Regions from separate parts of the Homo sapiens genome. Here region 1 is linked to region 2. A link is an interaction called in ENCODE POLR2A ChIA-PET data of the cell type or tissue named here. Cell type or tissue: OCI-LY7. All regions are shown on one strand. Region 1 overlaps SLC19A3 (solute carrier family 19 member 3). Region 2 holds the start of SCYGR8 (small cysteine and glycine repeat containing 8).

Region 1 (5,000 bases), 53 kb before region 2:
GAATCTCATACCAGCAGAACTGATCAAGCAGAAGAAATAATTAGCAAGCTTGAAGACAAGCTATTTAAAAATACAGTCAGGAGACAACAGAAAAAAGAAGAATGAGGCACACCTACAATACCTAGAAAACAGCCTCAAAAAGGAAAATCTAAGTTATTGGCCTTAAAGAGGAGGTAAAGAAATAGATAGAGGTAGAAAGTTTATTCAAAGGGATAATATCAGAGAGCTTCCCAAACCTAAAGAGATCAATATCCAAGGACAAGGTTACAGAACACCAAGCAGATTTAACCCAAAGAAGACTACTTAGAGGTATTTAATAATCAAACTCCCAAAGGTTAAGGATAAAGAAAGGATTCTAAAAGGAGCAAGAGAAAGGAAATAAATAACATACAAGAGAGCTCCAATGTCTGGCAGCAGTCTTTTCAGTAGAAATTTTAGAACCAGGGAGTGGCATGACATATTTAAAGTGCTGAAGGAGAAAAACTTTTACCCTAGAATAGTATATCCAGTGAAAATATCAAACCCGAAGGAGAAATAAAGACCATCCCAGACAAATAGAAGCTGAGGGATTTCATCAACACCAGACCTGTCCTACAAGAAATGCTGAAGGGAGTACTTCCATCTCTAAGAAAAGGACGTTCATGCGCAATAAGAAAACATGTAAAGGCACAAAACTCACTTGTAATAATAGGTACATAGAACAACACAGAATATTATCACACTGTAACTGGGGTATGTAAACTACTCTCATAAGTAGAAAGACTAAAAGATGAACCAATCAAAAATAGTAACTACAAATTTTCAAGACAAATAGTACAATAAGATATAAAGAGAAACAACAAAAAGTTAAAAAGCAGGAGGACAAAGCTACACTGTAGAGTTTTTATTAGTTTTCTTTTTGCTTGTTTGTTTATGCAAATAGTCTTAAGTTGTTATCAGCTTAAAATAATGGGTTATAAGATAGTATTGCAAGCCTCATGGTAATCTCAAATTGAAAAACATGCAATGGATACCCAAAAAGTAAAAAAGAAATTAAATTATATCACCAGAGAAAATCACCTTCACTAAAAGGAAGAAAGAAAAGGAAAAACACTGCAAAACCAGAAAAGAAATAACAAAATAACAGGAGTAAGTCCTTACTTATCAATCTAAACTCTTCAAAAGAGAGTGGTTGAATGGATTTTTAAAAAGACCCAATGACCTGTTGCCTACAAGAAAGACATTTTACCTATAGAGACATACATAGACTGAAAATGAAGGGATGGACAAAGATATGCCATGCCAATGGAAACAAACAAAAAAAGAGGACTTGTAGCTATACATATAGCAGAGAAAATACATTTCAAGACAGAAACTGTAAGAGACACAGGTCATTAAACAATGATAAAAGGGTCAATTCAGCAAGAGAATATAAAAATTGTAAATACGGCCAGGCGCGGTGGCTCATGCCTGTAATCCCAGCACTTTGGGAGGCCGAGGTGGGCAGATCATGAGGTCAGGAGATCAAGGCCATCCTGGCTAACACGATGAAACCCCGTCTCTACTAAAAATACAAAAAATTAGCTGGGCATGATGGCAGGCGCCTGTAGTCCCAGCTACTCGGGAGGCTGAGGCAGGAGAATGGTGTGAACCCGGGAGGTGGAGCTTGCAGTGAGCTGAGATCGTGCCACTGCACTCCAGCCTGGGTGACAGACCGAGACTCCATCTCAAAAAAAAAAAAAAAAAAAAAAAAAAATTGTAAATTTTTTTTAACGTATGGAGCACCCATATATAAAGCAAGTATTAGAGCTAGAAGGAGATAAGAGAATCCAATACAGTAATAGTTGGAGACTTTAAAACCCCACTTTCAGCACTGGACAGATCTTCCAGAGAGAAAATCAATAAAGAAACATCAGACTTAATCTGCACTATAGAAAAAATGGACCTAATAGATATTTACAGAACTTTTCATCCAATGGCCACAGAATACACATTGTTCTCAGCATATGGATCATTGTCAAGGATAAACCATGTTAGGTTACAAAACAACTCTTAAAACATATTCAAAAATTTGAAATAATTAATATCAAACATCGTCTCTGACCACAATAGAATAAAACTAGAAATCAACAACAAGAGGAATTTTGGAAACCATAGAAACACATGGAAATTAAACAATATGCCCCTGAATGACCAGTGGGTCAATGAAGAAATTGAGAGAAACTGAAAAATTTCTTGAAATAAATGATAATGGAAACACAACATGCCAAAACCTATAGGACACAGTGAAAGCAGTATTAAGAGGGAAGTTTATAGTTACAAGTGCCTACATAAAAAAAAGAAGAGAGGCCGGGTGTGGTGGCCCATGTGTATAATTCCAGCACTCTGCGAGGCTGAGGCAGATGAATCACTTGAGCTCCAGAGTTCTAGACCAGCCTGGGCAGTATGGTGAAACCCTGTCTCTACCAAAAATACACAAAAATTAGCCAGGTGTGGTGGTGCATGTTTGTGATCCCAGCTTCTCAGGAGTCTGAGGCAGGAGGATCACTTGAGCCCAGGAGGCAGAAGTTGCAGTGAGTAGAGATTATCACGCCAGTGCAGTTCAGCCTGGAGAACATAGTAAGACCCTGTCTCTTAAAGAAAAGAAGAAAAAAAAAGTCATCTGAAATAAATAACTTAATGATGCGTCATAAAGAACTAGAAAAGTAAGAGTAAACTTAACCCAAAATTAGTAGAAGAAAGGAAATAATAAATATCAGATCAGAAAGAAATGAAATTGAAATGAAGAAAACAATACAAAATGTCAATGAACAAAAAGTTGGGTTTTAGAAAAGATAAAACTGACAAACCTTTAGCCAGACTAAGAAAAAGAGAGAAGTCCCAAGTAAATAAAACTAGAGATGTAAAAGGAAACATTACAACCAATACTGCAGAAATTTAAAGGATCATCAGTGGCTACTATGAGCAAGTATATGCCAATAAATTGGAAAATCTAGAAGAAATGGATAAATTCCTATATACAAACAACCTATCCGATTGAACCATGAAGAAATCCAAAACCTGAGAAGACCAATAATAAGTAATAAGATTGAAGTCATAATAAAAAGCCTCCCACTAAAGAAAAGCCCAGGACCCAATGGCTTCACTGCTGAATTCTATCAAAGAACTAATTCCAATCCTAACCAAACTATTCTAAAAAACAGAGGAGGGAATACTTCCAAACTCATTCTACAAGGCCAGTGTTACCCTAACACCAAACCAGACACATTAAAAACAAAAAACAACTACAGGCCAATCTCTGATGAATATTGATGCAAAAATTCTCAACAAAATACTAGCAAACTGAATTCAATAATACATTAGAAAGATAATCTATCATGACTAAGTGGGATTTATCCCAGGGATGCAAGGATCATTTAACATATGTAAATCAATCAGTGTGATAAATCACATCGACAGAATGAAGGACAAAAACTATGATCATTCAATTGATGCTAAACAAAGTATGTGATACAATTCAACATTCCTTCTGGCTAAATACCCTCAAAAAACTGGGTATAGAAGGAACATAGTCAACATAATAAAAGCCATATATGACAGACCTACAGCTAGTACCAGATTGAATGGGAAAAAGCTGAAATGCTTTACTCTCTAAGATTTGGAACACGACAAGGATGCCTACTTTTACCACTGCTATTCAACATAGCACTGGAAGTCTTCTCTAGAGCAATCAGACAAGAGAAAGAAATAAAGGGCATCCACATTGGAAAGGATCAAGTCAAATTATCCTTGCTTGCAGACGATATGATCTTACATTTAGGAAAACTTAAAGACTCTTACCAATAAACTATTAGAACTGATAAATAAGTTCAGTATATTTGCAGGACATAAAATCAACATACAAAACTCCATAACATTTCTATATGCAAACAGAACAATCTGGAAAAGAAATCAAGAAAGTAATCCTATTTACAATAGCTACAGATAAAATACCTAAGAATTAACTAAAGAAGTGAAAGATCTTTGCAATGAAAACTATAAAACACTGATACAAGAAATTGAAGAGGACACACACACACAAAATGGAATGATATTCCATATTCATGGACTGGAGGAATCAATATTGTTAAAATGCCCATACTATCCAAAGCAATTTACAGATTCAATGCAATCCCTATTAAAATGCCAAGGATATTCTTCACAGAAATAGAAAAAGCAATTCTAAAATTTATATGAAACCACAGAAGACCCAGAATAGTCAAAGCTATCCTAAGCAAAACAAAACAAAATGAAACAACAACAACAACAACAACAAAAAACTGGAGGAATCACATTGCCTGACTTTGAATTACACTATAGAGCTATAGTAACCAAAACAGCATAGTTCTGGCATAAAAGCAGACATGTAGACCAATGGAACAGAAGAGTGAACCCAGAAACCCAATAGTGAACCCACACACCTACAGTAAACTCATTTTCACCAAAGATGCCAGGAACATACATTGGGGAAAAGACAGTCTCTTCAACAAATGGTGCTGGGAAAACTGAATATCCGTATGCAGAAGAATGAATGAAAGTAGACCCCTATCTCTCACTATATACAAAATCAAGTCAAAATGGATTAATGACTTAAATCTAAGACCTCAAATTATGAAACAACTACAAGAAAACATTGGGGAAACTCTCTGGGACGTTGGAGTGGGCAAAGATTTCTTGAGTACCCCACAAACACAGGCAACCAAAGCAAAAATGGACAAACGGGATCACATCAAGTTAAAAAGCTCCTGCACAGCCAAGGAAAGAGGCCACCCACAGAATGGAAAAACAAATTTGCAAACTACCCATGTGACAAGGGATTAAAAACCAGAATATATAAGGAGTTCAAACAACTCTACAGGGAAAAAAAGTCTAATAATCAGATTAAAAATGGGCAAAAATCTGAACAGATGTTTCTTTAAAGGCATGCGAATGGCAAACAGGTATATGAAAAGGTGCTCAACATCATTGATAAGAGAATTATA
Region 2 (5,000 bases):
TATAATGAACTTATATTTATTATTCTAAATTCAGAAAAAAAAATTTAGAGGAGAGAAAAACCACTCAATTTTCCCCATTTTTCTTTTTCAATGTTCTATGCCAATTTCCATAACCTGACATGACAACAGGTGGACTCAGGAAAGAGGTAGAGGCAGCTGCTGATGTCTAGGTGTGGCACCTTCTGAAGTGTTTGGGAAAGTGCTGTTACTATCCATAGCGTGCATTTTGGAACAACCCTCAACTCTGTTGTGAACGTGTTTTGAGGCAGGTGTCCCATCTAGGTTGTGTTTCCCTGGGAATCTAAGCAATGGTTGTAGATGTGGTCTAATTCCCTGAGCAAAGATGTTCTGGGCATGAGCTATAAGAATTCTGAAGACATGCTGGGTGATGTGGCTCACACCTGTAATCCCAGCACTTTAGGAGGATGAGGCGGGTGGATTACCTGAAGTCAGGAGTTCAAGACCAGCCTGGCCTACGTAGTGAAACCGTGTCTCTACTTAAAAAAACACAAAAATTAACCAGGTGTGGTATTGCGTGCCTGTGGTCCCAGCTACTCAGGAGATTGAGGCAAGAGAATCACTTGAATCTGGGAGGTGGAGGTTACGGTGAGCTGAAATCGCGCCACTACACTCCAGCCTGGGCAACAGAGTGAGACTCCGTCTCAAATAATGATAATAATAATAATAATAAATGCTGAACACTTGCAGAGAATAAGATTAGGGTGAATTACTTACTGAAACCTATGGCCTGAGCAAACTTGAGCCCAAGAATCCCCTGATACTTCCCCCAAATAACTTCACTCTCAGCCTACAGGAACCCTGAGACATTGAAGATTTTGGCCAATTGAAAAATCAGACATCTGCATTCCACAGAGAGGGGAGGGCAGCCATTGTCATGCTGTCACTGCTGCTGTTTTTGCCTGACATCTCCCAGCCCAGCCCCAAAGCTATTGTGTATGTGTTGGAAGACACATGGGTCCAGGAAAGTAGAAGAATTAGGAGCGCTGCTCTCCCTGGTTAGGGGTTACTGAGGTCATTAATACTTCTTAGCTGTGATGTCAAAAGCACACCACAGGCCGGGAGTGGTGGATCATGCCTACACTCCCAACATTTTGGAAGGCTGAGGTGGGTGGATCACCTGATGTCGGGAATTCGAGACCAGCCTGGCCAACATGGTGAAACCCTGTCTCTGCTAAAAATACAAAAATTAGCCAGGTGTGGTGGTGCACGTCTGTAATCCCAGCTACTTGGGAGGCTGAGGCATGAGAATTGCTTGAACCTAGGAGGCAGAGGTTGTAGTGAGTGAAGATTGTGCCACTGCACTTCACCCTGGGCGACTGAGTGAAACTCCATCTAAAAAGAAAAGGGAGAAGAGCACAAAAACAAGGTCCCCAGACAGAGTCCAGAGTCAGCCGTCTGTAGCTGAACCTGGTGGCATGGGTCTATAGTCCCAGCTACTGGGAGGCTGAAGATGGAGAAGCACTTGAACCCAAGGAGCCTGAGGCTGCAGTGAGCTATGATTGCACCATTGCACTCTAGTCTGTGTGACTGAGCAGGACCCTGTCTCAAAAAATCAAGGAACAAAATGAAACAAAAAGGACAGCCATCTCATACAGCAGGGCAGGCAGGTCTGGAAGTAGCAGGAACCAACTGAGGGAGTCTGGCCCTTATGTCTCTACTGTGGGCATCATAGACATTATACGAGTGTCTCATGTAGGGCACTGGGCAGACAAAACAGAGAGCAGGAGGACTCCTCATAGCCCCACACCTGTGAGAGGTAGATCAAGGGAGGGTGTCTTAAGCCTTTCTTCTGCTTTCAAAAAGTCAGCTTATGAAAGAGGTGCCAGTTGTAAAACCACGGACACCGACATCCTGGGGGACATGCAGCCCCCTGCAGAGCCTGGTGGTTGTTGATCAGAACCTGCAGCGTAAGTTCCAAGAGGGACTGCGGGGTCTCCACCGCATGGGCCTCTTCTGTGCGTTGTCTGGAGAATAGAGATTAGCCGGGCAGGCCTTTAACTCTGGAGATAGTCAGGCAAGAACCTTACCCTACTGACTTACTCACACCCACGGGCTACCTGGGGCAGGAAATGGAGGCCTGACAGGTAGAGTCAGTTGGACCGAATGGGATCATTCCAAATAAACATTCCATTAGTGCGTGGGCAGGCCTAAGCCTGGAGCCTCCCCATGGGTCTTAAACGTGAGAGAGGCACGAGAGAAGGCCAGCCACCAAATGTAAACTTTGTTGCTTTTGTTTTCCCAATTATTTAACAGATAAACAACAAACAGAAACCTCACCCTTGGGAGATGACTTAGGAGTAGGCCCTAAATAATTGCGTTTTTAGCATTTCACATAGCACAATATTTTTTTTGGAATTTTTTATGATCAAGCAATTCTTCTGGTGAATGAAAAATCCCAAGGAGCTAGAAAAGAGAATATTTGTGTTTTAAGGTGAGATATAAGGTGCAAGGTAATACATTCAGAAATGCCTACTCTGTTTCTTTCTTTTTTTTAGATGGAATTTCACTCTGTCACCCAGGCTGGAGTGCAATGGCACAATCTTGGCTCACTGCAACCTCTGCCTCCCAGGTTCAAGTGATTCTCCTGCCTCAGCCTCCTGAGTAGCTGGTCTAATTTTTTTTTTTTGAAACAGAGTCTCCCTCTGTCTCCCAGGCTGGAGTGCAATGGCATGATCTCAGCTCACCGTGACCTCCACCTCCTGGGTTCAAGTGATTCTCCTGCCTCAGCCTCCCAAGTAGCTAGGATTACAGGCATGTGCCACCATACCTGGCTAATTTCGTATTTTTGGTAGAGATGGGGTTTCTCCATGTTGGTCAGGCTGGTCTTGAACTCCCGACCTCAGGTGATCCACCCGCCTCGGCATCCCAAAGTGCTGGGATTGCAGGCGTGAGCCACCGTGCCCAGCCAAGAAGGTTTTTTTTTAATATCATAAGACTGTGTGATGAATTCCAACAGAGAGAAAAACAATGTTTTGTCCAACCTGTGACAACTGAGAAGTATCAACAGAGACACAAGACTTTTTACCTGGCTCTGGATTCAGACTCTCATGATTATAAAGAAATGAAGATTATTCTTAAATGTTCTAGGCATTTATTTAATTCAAAAGATACCTATTGAATACTTACAATGTGTCGGGCACTATTTTAAGCCCTAACACACATTTAAGTTCTTGCAAACACAAACATCTTAGAGGTGTGTTCTCATCCAAACAGAGGTTTAAGAGATGAGCAAAAGTTAAATTTAGCAATATTAGCTTGTTAAGATGTTCACAAGGTAGGGCGTAAGACAACTCATGAGATCTTTTATGAGATCTCATAAACAACAACAAGAAATAGGATAAACAACAACAAGAAATGGGCCACATATTGGGCTTGGCTTGCTGGAGTTGCTATATAAGGGCTTCCCCGGACAGAAGGCGGCATCAGACCTCTTCATCTCTCCTGAGCCCTCTATCCTCGCTTCTCCTCAGTCCTCTCTACTGACACCATGGGTTGCTGTGGGTGTGGTGGCTGCGGTGGTGGCTGTGGTGGCTGCAGTGGTGGCTGTGGTGGTGGCTGCGGTGGTGGCTGCGGCGGTGGTGGCTGCGGTGGTGGCTGTGGCAGCTGCACCACCTGCAGGTGCTACCGGGTGGGCTGCTGCTCCAGCTGCTGCCCCTGCTGCCGTGGCTGCTGTGGAGGCTGCTGCAGCACTCCCGTGATCTGCTGCTGCCGCCGCACCTGCAGCTCGTGTGGCTGTGGCTATGGGAAGGGCTGTTGCCAGCAGAAGGGATGCTGTCAGCAGAAGTGCTGCTGCCAGAAGCAATGCTGCTGCTAGGTGGGAACCCAGCCTCTGGGCAGGGGCTGTAGCCACTCATGCTGTTGGTAAGACTGCGGGTCTGCAGGTGCCGCAGGGAGGCAGCTTGCTCCCCTTGCTGTGGCTTTCCTCCATCCCATCCCGTGTGCTCCCTGCTGTCTCCCTGTCACCCAGACTTCATGGCACTTTTCTGCTTGGTTCTCATCTCTGTAGTTTAAGTAATTCTTCCTATTATTAAGGTAGTCACATGGGCAACTGGTACAATGTCATTCAAGCACAAAGATGCAGGACATTTTGAGTTTTGAGCTCAGCAAAGCAGGATCATGATTTTGACCATGCTTTCTTCTTTGAACTCTTTTCTCTCTAGGCATTAGGTCTTCTTGTGTGTTCCACATATGCTCTGTCTTTTCTGGGCCATAGAGTCTTTTCTAGGTGTTCTCCTAAAATTTTCTTTTTTTGTTTTACTAATTCATGGTCTTCATTTTAGTGCTATAATTTTGATTATATCACCAAAAAATCTTTTTTCCCTTTGGTAGTAACCCATCTATATTTTTTTACTTAAAAAAATTGATACATAATAGATGTAGATATTTGGGGGGGATACATGTGATATTTTAATAAATTTACATAATGTGTAATAATCAAATCAGGGTAATTGGGATATTAATCACCTTAAATCTTTTTCTTTTATGCTGGGAACATTCAAATTATTCTCTATTAACTGTTTTGAAATGGGTAATAGTTTATTGTTTACTATAGTCACTCTACTGATTTATTGAGCACTAGGTATTGTTCTTTTAACTGTATTTTTGTACTCATTAATCAACCATTCTTCATGAAAAATTTCATAATAAAATGCAAAAGTGAACTCTGAACAGTTTCCCTTAGTTTTATTCTTATAGATATTTTTCATTAAACTACCATTAATCATGATTTTATGTGGGTTGGAGGCCATTAAGGATACACATATAATTATGCCCTTGTGTGGTTTACTTCCATTTATACACAAATAACCACAAACATGAGGTAGAAGAATAACAAACGTGTTAAAAGTTCTATGTTGATGTGTATGTCATGGGCAGGAACAACTCCACATTGCTGGATGGGGAATGGGTGTAATTCAAAGGAACTCGGATCACTTCAAGAAGGAAGGGACATTTGGGAGTGTGTTTTGAAGAATTAGTAA

Evidence for each region. ChIA-PET counts read pairs that join two places held together with the same protein. Peaks named below come from ENCODE experiments on the same cell type or tissue, not always from the same donor. Only the 100,000 strongest peaks of a DNase experiment are listed, where the experiment ranks them.
Region 1: POLR2A ChIA-PET joins it to region 2 with 19 read pairs; 4 of 35 experiments call an interaction of 5 or more read pairs at or near these places.

What each region holds. Positions count from the first base shown.
Region 1 is chr2:227,688,999-227,693,998 of GRCh38, forward strand. The region is part of intron 4 of SLC19A3 (solute carrier family 19 member 3); the gene reads right to left. Among named protein-coding and RNA genes, the nearest start is that of SCYGR5, 25 kb to the left of the region's middle. In OCI-LY7, no CTCF peak of the experiment used is centred here; no DNase peak of the experiment used is centred here.
Region 2 is chr2:227,742,386-227,747,385 of GRCh38, forward strand. SCYGR8 (small cysteine and glycine repeat containing 8) reads left to right here and starts at 3,509. Exons shown (of 1, transcript NM_001395409.1): 1 at 3,509-3,835. The coding sequence starts at 3,509. The coding sequence ends at 3,835. In OCI-LY7, no CTCF peak of the experiment used is centred here; no DNase peak of the experiment used is centred here.